Regions from separate parts of the Mus musculus genome. Here all the other regions are linked to region 1. The links are chromatin loops, found by intact Hi-C in ENCODE. Cell type or tissue: left cerebral cortex. All regions are shown on one strand.

Evidence for each region. Peaks named below come from ENCODE experiments on the same cell type or tissue, not always from the same donor. Only the 100,000 strongest peaks of a DNase experiment are listed, where the experiment ranks them.
Region 2: a loop joins it to region 1, with 5 times the contacts of the local background. A loop is called at or near these places in 10 of 42 quality-filtered maps.
Region 3: a loop joins it to region 1, with 2.8 times the contacts of the local background. A loop is called at or near these places in 10 of 42 quality-filtered maps.

The regions. Positions count from the first base shown.
Region 1 is chr6:98,378,895-98,386,894 of GRCm38, forward strand. No RefSeq gene overlaps it. Among named protein-coding and RNA genes, the nearest start is that of Gm32646, 20 kb to the right of the region's middle. In left cerebral cortex, CTCF peaks have their summits at 4,698 (motif pointing left) and 6,835; DNase peaks (open chromatin) are centred at 3,937, 4,702, 5,724, 6,475 and 2 more places; H3K27ac peaks cover 3,082 bases.
Region 2 is chr6:98,284,753-98,292,752 of GRCm38, forward strand. The region is part of intron 2 of Gm765 (predicted gene 765); the gene reads right to left. Among named protein-coding and RNA genes, the nearest start is that of Gm32535, 30 kb to the left of the region's middle. In left cerebral cortex, a CTCF peak has its summit at 4,564; DNase peaks (open chromatin) are centred at 525, 671, 1,075, 2,963 and 1 more place; H3K27ac peaks cover 3,483 bases.
Region 3 is chr6:98,266,860-98,274,859 of GRCm38, forward strand. The region is part of intron 2 of Gm765 (predicted gene 765); the gene reads right to left. Among named protein-coding and RNA genes, the nearest start is that of Gm32535, 13 kb to the left of the region's middle. In left cerebral cortex, a CTCF peak has its summit at 4,879 (motif pointing right); DNase peaks (open chromatin) are centred at 1,054, 1,719 and 4,889.

The DNA of each region.
Region 1 (8,000 bases):
TAACATTTGAAATGTAAATAAAGAAAAAATTTAATAATGAAAGAAAGAAAGAAAGAAAGAAAGAAAGAAAGAAAGAAAGAAAGAAAGAAAGAAAGAAAGGAAGGAAGGAAGGAAGGAAGGAAGGAAGGAAGGAAGGAAGAAAGAAAGAAAGAAAGAAAGAAAGAAAGAAAGAATACTGTTTTAATCTTTAATTTTTCTAGGTATTATATTAAAATTCTAAGCAACAGTTTGGGTTCTTTTATGATCAACAAATACAACATTTTAAAGGCTCAACTTTAGGTTTTGATGCTAGAATGTTTCTGGGGTCCCTGTTCTCTCTCTCTCTCTCTCTCTCTCTCTCTCTCTCTCTCTCTCTCTCTCTCTCTCCCTTTCTGTCTGTCTTTCTTTTTGTTTTTGAAAGGATGACATCACTGTATAAGATTCGTGGTTTTTTTTTTCTTAATGCTTATTTAGTAGATCCTTGCATAGAAAATATCAGGGAGGCATCAAAATGCAATGAGCTGGAGATCTGTAGGAAAGGTCTACCTCACACAAAACTTGCATAATCATTTCCACACTGAAAATTGAAATTTCAAGGATAACTATAAGAGTGTCTCAGATGCTGTTAGACCAGCACTGTAAAGAACACCCACAATATGTTTATAGTGGGGTTCCTCAGTTTTCTCTCTTTGTTCTACTGAAAATGTCCAAAGGAAAGATATCCATTATTGACACTGGAGAGCTGGTTAGGAATGTGGCTGGTAAGGGTGACCATGTGTTGAAAACCACGTCCCCAATGTCATTTGATGATGGGCTGTAGATGTGGGACCATTGAGAGGTAAGTAGAGTTAGGTGAGGTCACAAGTGTGGGCTTCCGTGAGATTAATGGTTTTGTAGGAAGAAGGGAGGAGACACAAGTTCACCATTGACTCTTCCACTCTATCTGGCTAAGGTGTTACCCTCCACCATTTTATAAAGCAGTAAGAAAGTCCTCCTGAGATGTAGCCCTTTCATCTTCCCAGCCTGCAGACCTGCAGAAAATAAATTTTCCTTTCTGAAGTGCTCGATTTGTGGAATTCTTTTATAGATGAAGAGAATTGACTAAGACAACAAGTGGTCCTCGCCAACCAGTGCACAATCTGTACCAAGCAAGGTTCTGGCTTCCTCCTATCTCATCCCTTCCTACTGTAGGGAAGGTCTCCATTTCCAATAAGGAGGTAAAGGTACTGAGGTTAGTAATGCCAAAGCTCAATGGAATATATGTGATCCAATAGAAAGGAATATGAATTCGAGGGAAACTTAAAATGCTCAGAGGGATGCTTGAAATTACTTTCATAATTTAAAACAAGGGTGATATTTAAAAAAAATAAGTAGACAAGAAAAGAGAACTTTAGTAATGAACAAATGCAAAACTCTATTTTAAACTTGGAGGGTGGAGTTCTGAATATCTTCTAGAAATAAAATAAAACAACAAAAAATACTATGGTTTATGTTAAGCAAACACTATCGTTGAGCTGTAACCCAGCCCATGGTGGTCCACGCCTTTAATCCCAGCAGCAGGGAGGCAGAAGCAGGTGGATCTTTGAGTTGGGGACCAGCCTGATCTACAGAGAACGTCTGAGGACAACTGGGGCTGCACAGAGAAACCCTGTCTCAGAAAAAAATGACATCTGCATGAGGAGGGAAAGTATGTGATAAAAATGCAGCCAACTGGAAATAAAACACCTTGGTATCTTTCAAATTAAACAATAGAATCACCACCATTCTGTCACTGTTTAAAATGTCCCTGCATGAGATGGGGCATTACAAAAGCTAAAACAATACCACAAAGTCTTCATTCACTTAGGTAGGATTTTATTCCTCAGAATACATCCCATTGAGAATACATTAAAAAATCTAAAACTAAAATTGGACAGATTCAGTACTGATCCAAGAGCTAAGAGCATTACTACTGGGCAACATTAATGGTCATGGTAATGAATTTCATTTACCACATGATTTTATTTGTTCATTTAGCTGCCTTTTGATTTTTATTGTTTGCATATTCAAAAGAAAAATTCTCCAAAAATCTTTAGTAAATCAAGAATAACAAAGACACACAGATTGGTCAAGATCAATAAAAAGAAATATAAATTAGTGCTGTCATCCCTCTTTGGGAGCTATTTGCCTTGTATGTTTCAGACAATGTCTCGCACTAACCTGGAAGCTCTTTAGAACTCTAGTCTGGCTGATCAATGAACCCCAAAGATCTACCTCCTCAGTGCTGGGGTTGCAAGCTCATGTCACCGTGCCTGGTGTTTTTACAGATGTGGTGGCAAGGGCCCATATGCAGCTTCTCAGGCACTGAGCCGCTTCCCAGCATGGTCTCTGCTTCTCAAATACCTATCATGAGGGAGATTCTGTTGTTTTCTCATGAATGAGCAATTAACTGGTATTTCCTTCTACAGTAAGAATATTCATTCCATAAAGTCTCTTCTTCTAATTTAGTGCTTCTAATTTTGCTGTGGTCTGGGAAAGCACACAGCTAAGTTTATTAATAATCATAACTCTAGCCACAGCAGTAATTAGACTGAGTGTTTCTGAACACTTTCTTTATCCCAGCCAATAACTGTAATCGGTGCTTATATTCTTTATTATAATTCATAGGAAGCTGAGGATTAGCAGAGATTCAGTAATTTGCCCGAATTCCTGTGATAAAGCATCCGATCTTGAAGCATAGCAAACTGAGCTTGTTGGTACAGAATGGAAATTACTGGGGTGGAGGGATGTTAATCAATAGCCCTCAAAGGGTGACTGTGCTATTACCAGAGCTGTATATTCACGGAAGACAAGAAGACTTGGGGTGTGCTCTGAAGGATTTCAAGTACATGTGTGTGGGGGTGAAACAACCTTTAATTACATAGTGAGACTATCCACTTATATTTTGGTTGATTTGTTTCCTCATTTAGTTATTGGTGCTGGCTATGCACCATGCCATGAAAAGAGTTTCCAGCCCCTCAAAAAAAAATTTTTTTTTTAAATTCAGTTTCAGGTTCTCTGATTATGTCAAAGAGAAGGTCACAATGAGGAGATGTTGGTAACATGTTCTTAGTGTGTTATTTAAACCCATTCAAACACCTTTTGGGAAACAGGACTAAAATATAAAGCTTCTAGAATTGATATGGTGTGTGGCTAGAAGCTACTAATATTTTTTTCTTTTATTATTGTCTTTCAGGGCAATGCCTGCTTATCCAAAGTGAAAATCGTTTTCTCTGCATAAATGTGATATCTCCCTTTGAAAGTCTAATATTTATTTTGTTATGTTTTCAGAAATACCATTATTTTCATAAAGTTAAGCTGTAATGGATGTGATAAAAAAATCCACGAGGATTACCATAAATGATTAAATATTTAAAATGCATCTAGTAGAAGGAAAATTAATTTTCAAAGTGAGAAAACAGTCCATGAATTGGAAACAATTTTCTGTGTTCAGAAAAATCAAGGTCCCTAAATGAAAGAAAGAACAGTTGATTCTCACTCTTGCCACGGGGTCTGCCTCTCTGAATTGTAAGTTCTAGAAGGTCTTTTGTACTGATGGGGTAGCACACTCAGCTCTTACAAACTACTGACAATTCACAACAGTCTCACCAACCATTTGTCAAAACCAGCCATCACCAAAAATTAAATTACACTAATTTCTATTTAAATAATTCCACTAGAACAGAAATACACACTCAAAACGTCCTATATTTTTGCTTCCATTTGCCCTTGAAGTTATTTGTGTCTACTGTAGGGTGGGCTGGCAGTGTGATCTCGTGATGTGCGACTGTACATCTGCCCCGCATCAAGTTCAGCGGCTTCATGTTTGAAATTTACCATGGTGTGAAGAATTTACACTGTGAAAATTGGCAAAGGCTGTGAGCCTGGTTCTTTCCTCCTGGAGAGCTTTTAACGTTTAACAGCTCTAAGTGCCGGAATGAAGGGCACTGGATGTCCATGCTCCTGACCCAGTGATCCCTAATCGATGCTTTTAGTCATTGACTAGGCCTCCTGACCTAGTGATTCCCTAATCAGTGCTTTTGGTCATTGACTAGGCCTTCTTGACAAGATGTCCTGGAGACCTCACTGGCTGGAAACAGCGAGTCATTGGACCTGCCCTGGTTGTATATGGTAGAAGCAGGAAACTGCATCTCCAGTCCCTCCTAGAGAAAGGGAATATATCTTCTGGGGTTTTTTCCCTATAAAATTTAATGCTGGCTTGCTTTTGTTTATATTAATACTTTTTCATTAGAATGTGTTTAGCAGTGTCTTGGCAAGAAGGAACACTCTTCAGAAGTTTGAGTACTTTTCTGAATGATAGAGACTTATCCTTAAGAAATCCATAAAATGTAAAGGAAGCCAAAGTAGACAGTGATAAAAATGTCAGTTGTTGAAACAGAATTTATGGCTTTGGTTTTAATACTAGGAGTGTTTTGAAAATATCTTGTCTCTTATCTTGTGCACACAGTGGCTCTTATTCAGCTGAGAGAGAGGTTAAGTGAGAAACGAGTTGGCTCGCCAAGGATAGATTTGTCCCGCCCACCCCAGCCCCCAACACACTTATACACTCATGCACACATACTCTGATGTTAATTTGATTTGAAAATGAAAAAAAAAAAGAAATATCAGGAAACATCATCATCAATTTCTCTTCTTACAGAAATGATTATTCTTGCTTGAGTGCCCTCTGCTGGAATTCCTCATATATACACATTGCCTCTACTTATAAGGACAAGCTGGAGGCCGTGAGTAACTTCACGTTATGAGCAAGACATAGGATGTGCAGAAGCCCGGTGTGCAAGATTAGAAATAAAACTGAGTTAAGCATTAAATGCAGTGGTCAAGTGTTGATTTAATTAGCCATGAAAAATAGCCACGTTTTGAATGGATCAAAGAAAACAATTACACATAATGGGCGAACTGAAAACAATCTACTATTACTGAAAGAGAGGAATGCTTTAATTAAGCTAAAAGATATACCTAATGTTAAATGAGGTGGTTACAACAGCTGCACAGGAAAGCTGTTTAGCTGCTGATTATAATATGAGAGATCAGAAGGACTGGTTAAATGCAGCTAATAAAAAGGCAACCTTATTAAATTGTATTACTATTATTTAAAACTATCTTGAGCCCTTTCCCATCTTTGGCAAGTTGGGTAGCCATATTGAAGAAAATATTTAGAAGACTCTTTTAATGTTATTTCTGATACTTTATAGATATACTGTTGGTATTATTTAGAGAAAATTATTTTAGAGAAAGCAGTGGTTACATAGCATTAAGACCTCAGGATGGATTAGGTGAGAATGTATTGATCTTTGTTAATAAGGCTTTCCAGACCCTGAAGAACACACATGAGTACCCAAGGCTGAGCTGATGGTGAATGTGAGCTTTGGGGATCCCACTGTAACATGTCATTTGGAGTAGTTTTACTATGAAGATCCTCTCTTTCTTCGGAGAAATTTGAATTAGTGAGGAAAACAGATTTTTCGTTGTACATTTGCTATTCAAAGCCTAGGGCTTTGTTGTCTTCACCGTCTTCCTTCAGTGTCTCTGTCATAAACAAGGGGATTAGAACGATGGTAGGAGATGGGGAGGGAATGAAGGGAAGCTGGAGATTTAATAGAAAGAAAAGAAAAAAATAGTTTCCCACATTATCTGATTCTATTCTTATCCTTTGTACGGCTTGGCGCTCGAGTTAAGACTCTCGTGTGCCAAGTTTCCTGAATTCAGCTCATAGATTCCGCCTTGGTTCAGTTAGCATTGTTTCCAGTGCTGGGTAACGGGTGAGGACTGTTCATTCTTTTCAATAGGAGCTGCTTACTATGCAAGCAAGTCATGTTTCTATTGCAAAAACAGTGACAGACAGACAGACAGACAGACAGACAGACAGACAGACAGACGATAGAGACACAAAGTTATTCACTAACTCAAACTAAATGTCCTCTGTCCTTTCCAGATACTTCTGCCAACAAATATTCATTTAACACATTTCTGACACTAATTTGAAATTTGAAAAATAAATCTGGAGGTAGAGTTTGAGGCTAGAAATGCAATTGGATTTAGTTTTGTGAATGCCGTAAGATAAATGCTTAATCATTGACTAAGATGCTACCATCTAACACTTCTTAGACTGGGGCATGATGAAACTTCATAATATAAATTCAGAACATTCAGATTTTTTGAGAACTTTTTGACTGCTAAGCTGCTTTAGAATTATACATTCATATTTTAGAATGAGGATATCAAAACATTATATATCGAGAATTTAACTCTGAATGAAGAAGTAAGCCCTATTTCACTCAGAGGAGTGACCCAACCCTGTGTCAATCATGGAGCTGGGACTGTAATCCTGGGATTTGTGGCTGTAAGGACATGGTCCTTAAGCACAGATGGCTTCTTAGCTAAAAATTACAGAAGTCTCCTCATGAGTCATTATCCCAGTTATATGTGAGGGCTAAGTAGAACAGTGACCACTTAGGTGCCGGGCAAACGGAGGCGCTTTTATTACATTGGCTAAATAAAGGATGCTGCGTGACATTTCTAGAGTGTGTCTCCCCAGAATTCTAATAAGTTGCACGTGCTGTCGAGACACTCTAGAATGGACTTCCCACCCCCCCACCCCCAGCATTTTAGGATACATTTTTGTTGTCTGTAGGCTATCGTTTTTTGTTCATGTTTCCAGAATCCTCTTCGGGGAAATGATCTGACAGACAGCCTGCTCCCAGAGCAGCAGCCCCGTTCCCCACTCGCCTCTCTGCAGCATCTGCATTGGGCATGAGCCCGGATCCAGATTTACGAGACATATGTAGACACTTCTCCCTTTCTTGGCAAATGCATAAATAGACTCCTACTGTCTACATGTAGGTACTATATAAATACAGAGTTGTGCATACTCTGTGGATGCCATGTATCATTTATCCACGTATTTTTAGCATCACCAACACATTTACATATGCTGTCACGTTTCAAACTGCACCTCAATATAGTGCCTTTTTCAACATGATCTCGGCAGCAGGCAACATCATTCCTTTAACATTTCCACCAAAAAAAAAAAAAAAATGAAGATCAGAAAAGCCAGCAAATAAAGCCAAAAATAGAAGACAAATTTAAAAATGGATAACACTTTTTACTAAGATGCTCTGAGATAGTATAGAATTAGCTGGAACAGCGGACTGAATCCTGATCTGGAATTTGATTTATGCAATCATTTGAATGTACCTCATATGCCTGGGTTTCCTAAAATGAATGTTTACCCTTTGGCCATTCTCTAAAGGCAATATCAATATGCAAACTATCCTTGCAATTTGATGCGGAATGCTTGTAAAACATGGTAGCAAAAGGGAAGGATTCTTTAAATACGATGAAAGAAGTCAGAGACTCTTCTCTGGGAGAGAAAGCATCTTAATCGATTCTTAAAGGGTGGGCACAAACGTCGAAGACTTTGTATAAAACCATGGAAAAATTAGAAATCGACTGGCCTAATAGATCAATCCCAAGATCAAACATTATAAACTGATTGATCTAATAGATAACACCCAGAGGGTTCAATTGCTTAACAAGAACCAGTCTTTAATAAGAGAGCATTCAAAGGGTCCCAGGACACGCCTTTCCTGCCCTTATCGAGTCCTTACTGTGTATTTTTTTTTTTACCTTAATGGCTATGTAGCTATGGTAGATGAGTTTAAGAGATTTGAAACAGAGTCACACCAACGCTTTTTCAGACATTTCCCTTAAGAAGCAGAGCCTACTGTGAAGAGAAATGTCTCATGGAATGCTAAGTGTGTAAAAGAGAGGGGCAGTCAGCTGAGTCTGTATAAAATGAGGGCTTGGGAAAGGGGAAGGATACCAGTTACATAGCACACGGACTTAGATGAAAAGGCACATGTGAATACATATGAATGCACAAATACATTCTTTTGTACACACATACATATATGTAATTTCTCCAGGTCACTGAATGTCTTTGTACTTGTAAGTTGTACATGAAGCTGTCTGCCTCTGGC
Region 2 (8,000 bases), 94 kb before region 1:
GTGGAGAGACTGGATACACCATCTTTGCTCATGGAGAAAGTTAAGACAGTTTCCTGGTTAATAATGCATCCTGCGATTCCCGATGTGTTTACAACAGCAAGGGAAAGGATATGGTTTCCAATGGAAAAGTGGATGGTGGGACCTCGATTCCTAAGACACCCCTTCCCTCCCTTCTTTTAGACAGCACACCAAGATATTGGTCTCTAGTTGATCTGTAATGTCAATGTGACAGGGATAATTCTTCAGAAATGGTGGAAACAACACTACCGTGACATCATTGATCATTTTGCTAAAATGCATCTGTGATTTTGTTTACCATAAAGCCTTTCCTCTTCTTTGCAGGACAGTTGTTTCGTGGTGAGGAATTTGAAATCTCAGTGCCACATGACCAGGTTTTGAGGCAGAAGCTTAGAAAAGCATGTTAGCTTCTAAGTTGTTTCCTGTTTTTCTTGGCCTCATTGCAATCCTTGCCAAAACTTGCCTCCTTCTCTGCTGCATTAGTAATGCAAAATGAAATTCATTGTGCCCATTATATCTGTTAAATGGTTTCCATTTTAACTTGAGAAAAATGTATTGACGTTCATGTGTTTGGCATGGGGACTGTGTATCTCTATCGAGGATAGCAACTTGTCTGTTGGAATTACAGTGCATTATGTATAATGCCACTTTTAGCCATGCATGTACATTTCCTGGAATCTTATTGTGTCAGGGCTTGGAAAGTTTACACAAGCATTGGTAATCTAATTTTTGTCTGGTGGGTGGGTGGCTGTGGAAATATGGAGTATTTGACATAGCAACTGTCTTAGCCATCTGTGCCAGGAAAGGGGTGGCTGGTAGAGTGTGTAGTCAGGTAGGTAAAAAAAAAATAACCATCAAAATAACAGATTGAAAAAATATTGCCCCAGGCCTACCCTAAATATTAATTTCTCAAGAGCATGAAGATATAACAGTTATTGTGACATTGGGTTTCTTTTGGTTTGGTTTTGTTTTGTTTACATGATTCTGTCTTAGTGTTCTCTTGTCTCTTACCCACAATCCTTCTCTAAACTGTATGATTCTGCCCTCCTTTGTCTTCTGCTGGCACCAGCCTTTGGCTCATGAAGGTCTTTTTACAGTCCCTAGAGGATCAGGGGATCTGACATAATTTTCTTGCTGAGTCTTTTCATTGAAGATTTTTCAGTTGCTTTGTCTGAAATATCTCTGAAATATCGCCCATCAAGCGATATTCGTTCATTTTCCTTTGCTCACTTTGAAATTGGGGGCTGCATTTGGCATGGTGGTCCTAGGGATCTAGATAATGAGTTGTGTTCTTTAACAGGCAAGAGGAAGATGCTGTGCTTTACTCTCTGTCTCTCAGAGTTCATCAAGTTCTGCTTACTGAGCTGCTAGTGACCTGTGATGTACTATTTTGGTCTAGTTCTAACCATAATCCAGCCACCTACTGAGGAAGATTTCCTTAAGATGGCCACTGTCAGCATTTGGGGCTGGATAATTTGGTTGTGGGTTAGGTATCAGTTTCTATATAGCCTCTCTCTACTTTCTAGACACCAACAGTACTTTTTCCAATGTTCCCAGATACTCCTAGTATCCCCTAGTATATGGTGTGGTGTGGTGTGGTGTGTATGTGTGTGTGTGTGTGTGTGTATGAATTCCCGCCCCCACTCCCCCAGTTGGAAATCACAGACCTAAAGCCAGGTTGAAAAGCACATCTGGACAGGAATTTCCATAAAAAACCCACAGAAGTCAAGCACTGACATCCTGAGAGGAATTTGTGGCTTGACTCTGTATCACAGACCCAGGAGAAAACACTGTGATAACTGTCTAGGGTTTCTTAGACTGACTAATAACAGAGTAGGTTAGGGTCATCTTTAATGCCTTCCATCTCTGCTCTTTGCACCTTGACTCACAGAAAGAAGATCCAGTTCTTCTCATACTCATACCCTAACCACAGTCTCCCCAACACTCTGTGTTCTTATGCCCCCACTCTGTGCTCTTGTGGTTGTCACTGGCTGGAATAGAGGCAAGGTGTGTATTTATTTCTTTAATCTCCTTCATCTCCAAGTAGGAGTAGTCCATTCTCTTCTGAGGAGCAGTTTGAATAGGATGCATCCCTCCTCTGGAATGCACCACAGCCAAGAATTAATGCTGATCATGATGAATATTTGGGCTTCCAGTCTTGCAAGCCCAGATGCACCCAACCACTGTAGTGTAGACATGTTGTTCATGGTTAGTTCTTTCCTGGTGCTTCCTTGAGTGAGTTCCATTTATTATGTTTAATGGCAGTCCCATGAGCCTGTCAAAAGGGCATCCTGTTTGCTACTGAAATAGTAATTAACGTAACTTGCAAACAAATGAGGTAACGCAATGCATTTGATAACATCAAGTTGATTACTATTTCAGTGCTATGAAAGCAAGGGAAATATGCTAGCAAATCTATCTGATCAATATATGGGATGTAAAAAAGGGAGCGGAGACAAGATTGACTGATGAGTGAAACAGAACTGCCACAAACAGGCTGACAGCCAGCTGTAAGTCTCTTTAGGGCAAATGCAATTAACTTAGAATAATAGACTCAAATGTGATGGTTAGAAATGCGTTTTTATTAACAATCCCAGACTGAATCATTTTGCTCTTGTAGATAAAATGGTCCTCATATTGTGTGTGTGTGAGTGTGTGTGTGTGTGTGTGTGTGTGTGTGTGTGTGTGTGTGCATATATGAACATACACATATATGTCCCTGCATTTATACCCAGGTTTCTCACATTCCTATATGCTCTGCTTACAATTTGGGTGGAATAGTTGATTTTTAGGATAATGTACTTTCAAAAGGGAATTCATTCATAAATTGTCTCCAGGACTATAAATTCTGAATATTCTCCCAAATTACATATATAAAAATCACGCTACTTATCTGGAGCTATTAAACACGGAGCCAGTGAGCCTCGGTCCCAGCACTGCTGGTCCTTGGGGGATTTGGCATCGCAATCAGGGATTTACAGATTTCGTTCTGAAGAGGAGAAGTCATTACTAGAAACCTAAGCTCATTTCCTCTCCTTTAATAGCTATTTTAAATCATTCATTTAGAAAATACATTAACTATTTAGGGTACCAGCAATGTATTTCTCTTGGCGTCAAGTCTGCATTTTTAAAGAGTTTTTTTTTTCTTCTTCTTCTTCTTTTTTTTTCTTCCAAAATGATTTTCAAAGAAGATGGAGATCTGGGGAAGGAGGAGACCCAATAAAATTTTGTTCATATGAAATTATTTTAGCTAGTATTTTCTTTCTTCGTCGTTTAAGACAAAAACAGATTAAAACTTTAACAAAATAGTTGAAAATCAGCTAAGTCTTTTCATGTTGTAATTCTGACGGAGGGAAAAGCCCGGGGAACTGAGGAAATTCTAAACTGGACTTCGAGTGCAGTTAACGACCGGTGTTCTCTAGAAACGAATTTGTTAATAATTTAAATAGAAAGCATTTTAAATTCTGAACTACTTAATACTGATACCGACCTTACCAAGAGAAAAGGTAACAACAGGAAAAAAAGAGAGATGACAGTTAAAAATAAGTGCTGAATTTCTGCAAAGAATTTAGAAGACAGAGTCTTGCATAACACTTTGCAAACTGCTTTATATATATTTTTTCAAATGCAAAATAAGGTTCTTCCAGTTATGTAATTGCTATTCATTCAAAGGACAGCAGAAAGGTTGACAGTTTAAAATGTGTTCTCCCTGTCACCAGCCTGTGTGTTTGCACCACTTTGTCGACTGATGCTGTTTAAAACAACCTCTGCAGGAGAGGGCTGCCAACCACCATTTAGGACACTGACGTTGTTATTAGTGTGCATATGTTAGATCATCCTCTTGATCTTCCTGCCTGCTTTGTTCTTTTGATATGGCAGCACACTGAAATTGACAACAGCCTCCATTTACGTAACAATAACATGCATTGTTAAATACATATGTGTAGATAGGCAGAGAGCAAGCTCTTTTATCCCCGGAGAGATAGCAAAGTTCACTATACACTATTAGTACCCAGAGTGTATGAGGATATTCTGGGGAACACAGCAACCATTAAAAAGTACTGACAGTGTCAGGAGTCTTAGAAAAATCATATTTTGATACTTTTACACATTTACGAAAAAAGAATAAAAGTCATATTCTTGCTTATGCAGCGAAGATTAGGCTGTCCTGTTTTTCAGTAACCCAGTTATTGTTCAGTCTGCTGTGTTTCTTAGAATGACACATTATGAAGACAAAGTGGAGAGTCTCAAGATGGGAGGGTCATCAAATAAAAATACAAAATATACCTTCAAATTTGAACCTTTTCTTAATGACAAGTAGGTTTTTAGATAAAGATGCCTGGTGCTGGGATGGAGAGATGGCTCAATGGTTCAGAGCATCAACTGCTCTTCTGAAGGTCGTGAGTTCAAATCCCAGCAACCACATGATGGCTTACAACTATCCATAATGAGATCTGATGCCCTCTTCTGGGGTATCTGAAGATAGCTCCAGCGAGTGAGCGGGGCTGGAGTAAGAAGAAAACGTGTCTACAGACAGTTACAGCGTACTTACATATAATAAATAAATAAATCTTTAAAAAAAAGATGCCTGGGGCCATGTATAGGGCTTAATACTATATTTAATAACAATCTAGGTATATATAACAATATCTGAAGCATACTTGATGCTAATAATATATGCATTGTTTTTTAAATTTACATAATGCTCCATATTTTATGTTTAAACTTGTGAGCCAAACTAAGAGAAGGTACATGGCACTGTACCTGTTGGGAGCCTGATTATAGAGGGAGACAAACCCTGGTTGCTGTTGTATTCATTTTCTCTCCTTCCATTTAAAGTCCTTTACTCTTACCTTCCCCAGACATGACAATGCTCCTTCTGTGACTTAATCTTCATTTCAGCATGCTCACAGTCAGAATTTAGCACCACGTTATCAGTAAGATAGAGCTAACACTTCTTAGGCAAGTGTTCTTTACAATGGTAGGAACAGTTGCAATTGCATCCCATGTGGAAAATTAGTGGTGTCCTTTTTAAGTCTGCTCTAAAAGGTATACTCAAGAAGTATACTCTTGGATACTTCATATATCTTCTTTATCATGTGATATCTATGTTCTATTAAATGAGTCACACATTGTCTAGAAAGTATAGAATCTTTTACCCTGGGCTTCATACTAATTTTTGCATCATAAACCCAAGCTATAATTTCATTGTATTATAAAATAATATATGACAGCATATCTCTTGTAAAACTCAGAATTTATGACCTTCCCACTTACCAGTATCCAGTGTCTCCCTCCCTTAGTCATTATCATTTGACTTTATTCTGACTGTGTTTGTTCTTTGTAGAACTTGCTTCTAAAATGATCAAAATAAGAGTCTAAAGCAAGTTAATATAGTCTGTTTTTATTATTTAAAAGCTAGGAAGTTAAATGGCGAAGGAAATGGGTGAATAGGCAAGGGCTTATTATACTGAAGCACAATATAAAGAATACCAAGCCATAGGTTGTGACTTACAGTCTTCAGCATAGAATCTGATGAGACACACACACACAAACAAATGGTTGTGCAACATTATAATAAAAATATCATATGAATCTCTAGTATAAAACCTAATATCATAGCCGGGCATGGTGGCACACGCCTTTAATCCCAGCACTTGGGAGGCAGAGGCAGGTGGATTTCTGAGTTTGAGGACAGCCTGGTCTACAAAGTGAGTTCCAGGACAGCCAGGGCTACAGAGAAACCCTGTCTTGAAAAACAAACAAACAAACAAACAAAAACCCACAAAACCATAATATCATGCATCATGCATTGACACAATACATTGGAAGGACCGTTAAGAACAGATTAATTTGGCTGGAGTATAAGACTGCAATTGTAAGAAATTCCAGGAAATAGAAATTGAGAAATCAGTACATCTTAACACTTAGAGAGTTGTAAGTCACTGGAAGGAGAATTCCAAGCAGGAAAATACTTGCTCAAATTAACTGTGAGCACACTGGCAGCAGATTGAAAGAACAGTAGTAGAATGGGAGATCACTGTTGGGAATCCTGGAATCCATCATTCAACCGAAAGATAACCAAGGAGCATAAAGAAAGTGTTAATGACTAATTAGAAATGGATGGAATGCAAGATTTTCAAGAGAAGAGAACTAAAGAACTCAATATCTTGACATTAGGGGATATTGGTAAATCTAACAATTGAAGTAAGCCAGAGGCTGAAGCTGCTGTTTGATGGCAGGGTCATTATTTGTGTAAGGTCTACACAACAAAACCACTATGCAAGGGCAAGGCAAACAAAAACACACTACTGAGTAGGAGGTCAGCCTACTCAATACAGCAAGACATTTGCTGAGGGTCACCCATGTGACTCCAGGGAAAGGACATGGAGAGTAGAAGTGAATTGACTGGCCAGGAAATGGTTCAGGTAGCTTTACGGAAATCATTGCAAGTGGCAGGCTCACTTCACCCTTTCTACTTAATCCATTTTGGTCTGAAGAAGGTCGCAAGCTTTGAGACATTACATTTCACAGCACTAGGAGTAGAGGAGGTCCTTAATCAAGTCACTAACAACAAAGTGCTTCATGTTACACAGTGTGTGTGTGTGTGTGTGTGTGTGTGTGTGTGTGTGTGCGTGTGCGTGTGCGTGTGCCTGTGCCTGTGCCTGTGCGTGTGCGTGTGCGTGTGCGTGTGTGTGTGTGTGTGTGTGTGTGTGTGTATTTGGATCAATGTGAACCAGAAGTCATTTTCATATGTGAGGTGGGTCAAATGGCTGGTAACATGATGTCGCGTACAAGAGTCTTGTGTCTTTAATAATTTCTAATGAAACTAAAGTTGGATCCATTTGTTGCTTCTAACCTTATTGCCACCTTCCTTGTAGTTATAATATGGAGCTATATAAGAGCCAGCATGCCAGATGGAGCCCATGCAGACATGAGCATTGGTTTGGATGCAACTAAAGAGACAACAGACAGATGTTGCAATTGCTGTTAATGCTACGGTGGAGAACAGAATTTAATGTTTGTCCCCTCCACGGATCTCCATAAGGCCAATCCTCCTCTTCTCTCCTTCCTTCATACTTCTCTGTAGTTCTAAGCAGGCTCTCTTTTCTCACCATATCCCAGGTGCCCCTACTGTGGCAATGGAAAGACATGCGCTGTGCTTGACTCGAGGAGTGCTGCCAATGAAGGGAAGCCATCTTCCATGGACTCCCTCCTCCCTTGTCCATTTTTGGATGTTAGTGAGATATTAGTATGGCATGAAGCCTTTTTGCTCTTTGCTGTATTTATTTTGTTAAGATTAGAGTTGCTAAGCTACGGTGGTTATTCCAAATTGTAGCCACAAATGCCAGTGGTCATAAAACAAAGTACTAAAATTCCTTTATTTGCTAAGGCTAATAAAAAAAAATTCTTGAGGGGGTGAGGGAGTTTTCTGGCAAAAAAGTAAATAAAGAAAGAACAGCACACCAAAGTGGTCTATGCTATAGAGTACGTAATTAGATCCACACGTCTAACTGATGCTGTTATTTTGTTTAAAACTCTAGAGAGATGTTCTGAATCTGGGCTGTTTAGGAACTTACTGGTTTTAAACAAAAGGAATGATCACTGTTAGAGTTGGAGCCCTTGGTTCTCCTAATCATGCGCAGGTAAAGTATTAAATCTGTGTAGTTCTGCTCACTCTACTGTCTGTACGTGGTTTGTAAGTTAATCCTAACTCCACTATCATTAGTGGCATTTTTAGATATTTAAAAAGAAGCCATACCAGTGTTCTAGCTTTATTATGATTAACATTTTTGCTAATTTTATTTTTCTTCATAATAAATCATATTTTAAAAACTCAAAATTCTTTGCAAACCAGATTTTAATAAACTCCAGGACATTTCTTTGAGCTTGTAAGTAAATATTTTTTAAGGGATACTTAAAAGAAAAACCATTAAATGATTTGGGTAGGAAAATAGTTTCTGAGCAGCCAGCTTGGCAGC
Region 3 (8,000 bases), 110 kb before region 1:
GCTTGACAAGCTGTCTACAATGGGAATATCACCTTCCTATGTTTGCTCCTGCATATTAATCCCCATTCTTTATTATAGTAGACAGTGGTGAAAGACCAGACAAGAATAAAAGCAAAATCACAATTTTGATTATACACACACACACACACCACACACACACACAAAACCACAGATAACACAGGGGCTCAGCATACTGGTGAAGATGTGGACTTGCCCAGCTGACGCTGCCATCTTCCTGATGTTCTTTCTCTATGTTCTAACACCTCTCCTGTTAATCTAGATGTAAGTGGGCTCCAGTTTCCACTAAAGGTACTGCTACTGGCTGAGGAGACCGCCCAGTGGGTAAAGCATGTGGCATGTAAGTGTGAAAACTCGAGTTCAAATCCCCAGAACCCATGTAAAACTGGGTATAGTAGCCTGCAACTGTAATCCTTGTGCTCCTACGGGGAGATCTGAGGCAGGGGCAGATGTATCCCAGGAGCCTCTGAGTCTGTACCTGGTTTCCTGGCATATGCTACACAAAACAAAGAGACTCTGCCTAAATCAAAATGAGAAGGGAGAACTGACACGTGTGGTTGTCCTCTGACTTCTGATCTTGTACATGTGTGTACCTGCCCAGACTCACAGGAACACACACACCTCATACATACACAACACACAAGATTTTTAAAAAGAACCAGAGAGAGAGAGAGAGAGAGAGAGAGAGAGAGAGAGAGAGAGAGAGACCAAGACCCCTATATTCTCTTGTTGGCATTTTAAGACTGTTATCTGAGGATGAGAAGGCTCCCTGCAGAAGACACATTTAACACAACACTATAATTTCCACGTTATTCACTAAGTGTCTCACTCTGCCGCTGCCCTCTTGCCACCACGAGTGCCAGAGGCAGTAATGGGGTCAGTGCGAACACTTCTCCAACACTCAGGATCCACCCTCTGAGACCAGTGGAGTTAAATATCAGTCAGACCCACGCTTTGTGTTCTGTCCATTTCCACATTCATCTACACAGCTCTGCCTCCAGTTCCGCTCTCTATTAAAACCATGCTCTTGACAACATCGCTGTAATTATTGCCCCCACCCCCACGCTTAACCATCCAAGAAAGAAAGGAGCTGGATGAAATTCATGAAATGAAAACATGGCATTACATCTTCTTTTACTTTTGCAAAGGGTGGGGAAAGAGAGCTGTGTTTTGACTAGAAATCAGGTTTCCATGAGGATTTTCGATGGGAGACAGACTACGCTGATGGGCTCACTGAAGACAATGGAGGGCAAAGCTGTTTGGAAACTTGACTTTGATATTTCTGGGGTTCTGGGAAAGTTACAGAATAAATACATAATAGTCATTTTTTTATGTAAGAAAAGAATTTTTCAAAGCAGTATGTCTCTTTTTAAAATATACACCTTTTTGTACAATGATGAGCTAGCCTACAAAAAAGAATTCTGTTTTATTTTTTTTTGTTTAATAGGAGAAAGTAATTTATAATATTGATATGTCAATATGTTTTTCAATAAACTTCTCCCTGGATTTCTCTTGAATTCTCGTCAGTGTGTAAGAATTATAATTATCTGTCTTCCTACCTTGAAAGCACTATAAGGTAGTCATTTGCCGAGTTCGGCAGCTCCAGGCAGCACTAGAATAGGGATGTCATGACTCAGTTAACAATGCTCTGTTAGTCACACCTTCCTTCTGATAGCGTTCTGTATCTCCCAAGCACTGTGCATCAGAGATCTACCTCACGGCCTTTCTCTCCTGTGCAGTGTTATTACTGGAGTCAGTGTATACTGTTTTGGTGCTTTCTGTCTGCTTCAAAATCCTCTTCTCAGTGAACATGATGATGCCATGTTCAGCTCTGGCTGAAGAGATGGCTCTTTGGGCAAAATGCTTGCTGTGTGTATGAGAGTCTTAGTTCAGATTCCAAGAACCCACACCAAGGCCAGCCACAGACGCTTGTTTTGGGACCCGAGTACCTGGGGTTTGGGGGATGAGAAGAGATGCACAGATCACCCTGGTGTCATCCTGGGGGACCCATCTAGCTTAAACAGGATGTTCTAGGTGAGAGAGAGAGAGAGAGAGAGAGAGAGAGAGGGAGAGAGAGAGAGGGAGAGAGAGAGAGAGAAAGAGACAGACAGACAGACAGAGAGACCCCAACTTAGACAATAAGGTAGAGGAGACAGGGACAATTAGAGTGACACCCTGGTATGGATCCCTGTAACCCTTGAAGAAATCTGGTCCTGGCCTTGAGCATCTGTAACACTAGGAGACAGAGACAGGCAGATCCTCGAGCCTACTGACTAGTCCAAATGGCCATGTTCAGTGAAGACATCCTGACTGAGCACAATAATGAAGATATCCTAAAGGTGACCTCTTGTCTCCATAGGTGCACACATGGGTACATGTTCCTGCACACATTTGCACATAAATATGCAACAGTGACAGAAAGTCACTAACTCCAAAGTTTGTCTTTTTAAACTTTACTTCTCTCTCTCTCTCTCTCTCTCTCTCTCTCTCTCTCTCTCTCTCTCTCTCTCTCTCTCTGTGTGTGTGTGTGTGTGTGTGTGTGTGTGTGTGTGTGTGTCTGTTCATGTGCTTGTAATCATGTGAGGTCATAGAACAACTTTGTGGAACCACTGCCCTTCTTCCTTCACTACGTGAGTCTGATGCTTTTGACTCGTCACAAAGCCAGCTTAGCAAGTGCCTCTCTCCTGCTTAGCATCTCATGGGCCCTCATTCTAAGCTTTCTGTACAACATTTGAAAAAAAAATGTTTTCCCTCTGGATCAAAAGAGGCCTAATGTACCTTGAATCAAGAAGGTGAGGTAACGGAGAGAGTATATTTTAGTGCTAAGAACACAAGCACTTCAGATGTATTTTCTTTAGAAGTTCTATTCTTTAGCTTAAAATAGACACTGGTATTGTTGAAATAAATTTTAATGAGATCCATTTAGACAAATGTTGCTCGTGGAAAGAGTGCTGGTCTCCCAGAACTTGAAAATCTTGGTATCAAAGCTTTGATCCCTCACCACCCAGCAATGTGTCTTTGGGTATGATGCTTATGTGATTAAAAGGGATCTGGAGGGAGGGAAGCCTACCAGGGTGCTCTTCAGTTTGTCTCCATATTGGGGAAGATGATAGACACGCTTCAGGATTGATGAAAGGTCCCTTTTTTTAAATGAACTCTTGGGAGCTGGGAGATGGTTCGGTGGGTAAAGGTGCCCGGGATGTGAGTCTGTTGGCTAGAACTAGAGAGCTGAGACCTCCCTAAGAAGCTGGAGGTGGTGACGGTGCACATCTGTAATTCCACAGTTCCCATTGTGAGATGGGCAGCCGAGGAAGAAGACTTGACTGGAAGGTCCCAGGCCAGCTACACTGAGAGTGTGCAGTGTGGCAAGGAGAAAAAAAAAAAAAAAAAAAAGCCTAAGTAGTGGCCCTGTGATCTTCACACATGAACAGTGACACTCTTGTACCTTCACTCCATTTATGCAAACTTTTCTCTCTCTCTCTCTCTCTCTCTCTCTCTCTCTCTCTCTCTCTCTGTGTGTGTGTGTGTGTGTGTGTGTGTGCGCGCGCGCGCACATACGCTTTCCCCCTTCCTCCCCTTCCCCCTCTCTTTCTCTTCTTCCCCTTCCCCCTCCCCAGTTGCTCCCATCCATTAGTTATAGCGCCATACCTTCCTTCCTTTGAAGGAAGACAGCTGTTAATAGTTCACCTACTAATCCAAGAAATTTTACAGACTTAACATGTCCAAGTTCTCTGCTTCCTATTTAGAAGCCCAAACAGAGGCTTTTAGAAGCAGTCAAGCTGGGTCTTAGGAAAGCCACTATGGGGCATGGGTTAGAGAGTGAAGTAGAGTGTGCACGATCATTTTATTTAACTGTCCTTATTTCCAATTTGGCCTGTAAGTCAGTTACAGGCTTTTCCTGATGCTATTTCCATGCTCACAGGCTGCTGTGACATCCGGTTGTCTCTTTTGTCATCTTTGTTTCTTGCTTCTCCTTACCCAAAGAACTGAGCGTCTTTTTGGATGAAAACTAAGCCCTTGAATGTAGCAATGCAGAGACGTTGGTGACCCTTGCTGCACTGATTTCAGTAGAGTGCAAGGCTGAAGTCAGAGTGAAATGATTTGGGGGGGGGGGGAGATGCAGATACGGGGAAGTGGAATGTGATCACCAGTGCTCTTCAAGCATGTAATGCTAGCTAAAGGGAAGTGTACTACAGATTTCTATGCTTCATACAAAACTCTGTAGGCAGAGTATTATTGCTAGCCTCACTTTAGAAATGTCACAGACAGGAAATCTAAATTGCCAAGGGATGACTGTTTACAACAGAGGTAAAAGAGTAAGGTGGTTACTAATATACAAATGAGAAACTTTAGTAATTTCAGATTTGAGTAGGTCGCTGCCATCATTTGACTATCATGTGCTAGCCATGAACATCATGTGCTGAATATTTCAACATTTAGAACTGAGAAAGGAGTTAACGCTGGTGTGGTCTTCTCTACTCTTAAGTAAGAGGCCTAAATATCAACAAAGTAAAACCATGTGATAATACCCAAAGCAGGAGAAAATATACAATTAAACTATTTCGTATTTCATCGTAAATGGAAAACCCTGAGCAAGAAAATCAAAGGTTAATTTGAAAAGTAAGCCATGCTATCCTCTTTATCATAAGTACTTTTTCCTAACACTCAAAGAAATTGCATGTGCTGTCACTAATTATGAGCTACTAAAAGATTATCCTTTGTGCATAAAATTTTAGTAATATTTTTACTTACTTATTTATTTAACTTTTTGAGATGTGTTTATTTTTATTTTCTGTATTTGCGTCTTTTAGATACATTAACATCTGTGCACCACATGTGTGCAGTACCCTTAATGACCAGGAGAGGGCCCCAGATGTCTTTGGAACTGCAGTTACAGAAGGTTATGAGCCACCTTGTGGATGTTGGAAATGGAACTTGGGTCTTCTGTGAGAGCAGCAATTGTGCTCTTACCTGCAAAAATCTAGTGGAAAGATACTGGGAAGTCTGGGTAGTAAATTCCAGGACTGAGATTGTGGAGTCCCCCATAGAACACCCAAATATTTTTGTGACCTTTATTTTAATTTAATTATCAGCATTATTGAATGCCTGTATGAAGGAGAATCCTTCCAAGAAGGAAAGTGGCTTAAGAATCTAATGCTCAAGTAGTGTCAAGGTTGATGCATGTGCAGAAAGATGCCTAGTGAGGACATGAATAGATCTAATGTATCAAATATACACAGAGAAAGTTCTCAGAATTCTGTTGTTTTGTTCATAAGGATTGAAGCCAATGGCCAAGGCTGACTGTATCTAGCTGAGACTGTTATTTACATCTATACGTTGATCTTGCCCAAAAGATATGTTGGACATAATATACATCATTCCATGTGGGTCTTACACAATGCCACATGGTTTCTTATAGTTTATTCTGTGTTTGATGGTCAGAAGAAGGCAGAAAGTACAGAAGAAAGTTACAGAGGACCCTAGAGACATCAGGGCCACAGGAAACAAAAGCCGGTGTCACTGGGTATCAGGAGCCACCTAGGGATTCTAATTGCATGGAGTTTTCCGTAGTTAGAAATTATGATTTTTTTTAAAGTTTTGTAAAATCCAGGAGTCACTGTTTATTACTGCCACTGTCAGTCACTAAGGCTGATTACACGTCTATTTGATCAATCTTTAGTTGTGCATTCATCAAGGGTATATATTGAATACTCATTATAGAACTATGACGAGATGTTTAATACTTATATGGTATACTTCATACAAGAGGAAATAATCTATGCTAAATTCTATCATTGTCATTTAGTTTTTAATGGATATTATCCACTGTTTAAAAAAGTTGGATCTCTTGGACATGGTGGCATTTTCTCAAGATAGAATTAAAAATGATGAGGTTGGGGTTGGAACATGCATAGTTAGACACAAAAGGCACTCACTAGACTGTACTTTGTCTTACATTCAAGAGCACTATGAACTGCATTGGGAGAAGGCTTCTCACTTCTTTTAAGAAAGCCAACATAGCTCCACAACAGCCAGTATGGGTCTTTTCATTCTATAGGCTAAAGTGTGAGATCCTTCTGCTACACTCCTAGAATAACAATAAAGAATACTTTTAAAAAATAACCTACTGTGTGTAGACTGATGTCACATCCATCTTGTTGACAACAAGTACCACACTATGGTTCCCCAAACCTGTGGCGACTTACAGTTTGCATAGGTAAATAGTGAAATAATTAGATATGCTATATCTTACTACAACCTTAGCCAACTGAAGGTCTGAATAACAGAGATTGCTCTTGAAGTCGGTGGGTGGAAGCTGTGTATTTATTGCTTATTATTTAATATCTAGTCTCACTTAACAAAAGTAAATAAGTGTGGACTATGTTAAGTGCAAGCCCTGATTTCTTACTCAAAGATTCTAGTGCTTCATTTTTAGACTTCTTCAAAACTGGTGTTTGATCTATGCAATACTTTCCTCCTTACATCATTCCTTTGAGAGTTTGGAGGCCCACGCACGCTCCAGCAAGACCAAGGGGCACCCGTGAATTGAAGTATGTTGCATACCCTCCTGACCTCTGTCCTTGCAGCTTCCTCTTACCAGCAGTTTACTAAAAATATAAACTTGAATTTGAGTCTAAAGATCTAAGCTCATTCACATTTCACTGTGCTGACGCTCGGGTGAGCCTCGCAGGCCTGGCACAGAAGCATTATGGGGCCCCACCTCTGTTCTCCATCTGCAGACATTACCTTCCAGACAAACAGACCAACTTCATGTGTCTATGAACACACCCTAGGCATTTTAGAATGTGTGTCATGCAGCAGATATAAGATTGCCTGCAAGGGACCAATTGGGAAGCAGAAAGAGGTTTTCTTGAAGGAAACGGGACCTACAAACAATAAACAGGAGAGAAAAGGTAATAACAAGGAGTAGGGGTGACGTGTTGCACTAAGATGAGGGCTGCTGATTCTGTGGGCTTTACAGGCAGAGGACCTAGTTAGTCAGGAAGCCAAGCTCCCTCATCTCCTTTCTTCACTTTCAGTGCCAAGCGGTTTCTTCCTCCCTCTCTCTGAGTTGAGCCCCAACCCTTCAGCTCCACAAACTAGTCAAAGTCACCAGTGGGAAGGAGCCTGCACCTAAACTGCACCCTAGATGTATTCCGTCACAGCTGTATTGCTATAGTCTTCAAAATGTGCAACAGCAGAGGCAAGCCCTGAAGGGTGCTGTGAATGACTTCTGAGTTGTCTTTGGAGATTCTATCTTCATAGACTGAAGAGCTCTCTGGCCCTGCTTGGGTGCTCCTGAACTAATCTCGTGCAGGGCCCTTGCCCTGTTAGTTGCTAATTCAACTCACTTTGCTTTGTCAATGAAGCACACGCAAGTGTAAGAGGAAGGGAGAGAATTAGTAGTGAGGAGACAACTTGGGTAAGGAGTCACAAAAACAAGTTCTCATGCTGTTCTCTGTGTGAGCATGAATGTGCCCATATACCCATGTGTATGTGTACTTGTGTGTGCCCATGTGCCTTTTTCCTGCCAGGACTGATGCTGTGTCTACAGCAATCATGGTTTCATGATGGCTGTTTAGTGTTGTAACTCCCCATAGCAGTATTGTCTACTCCTTCTGCCCGACTCCTGCCTTGCTACTAATGAATGTGTTTGACAGGCAAGGGTCACTTTATTATTGTGACATAATGAATTGGGAGATGTGATTTCCAAGTGCTGAGGCTAACGCAGTGACACTGGCAGGGTGACGTTTTCACCCCAAGGTGCCCCAATTGTATACTCGACACACTTGGAAGAATAAATATTGATCTGCTCTGGGCAGATGTGCACAGTGTGAAATGTTAATGCTTTGAAAGGGCGTTGGATGTACAACATAGCTATTATTATGACTGTTATTATAAGGTATAAAATCGCAGCCAGTGTCTTGTCTGTACCCCTATCGTCATGATTACCCCCGCATGTTGCTTGCCACTGTGTGTGG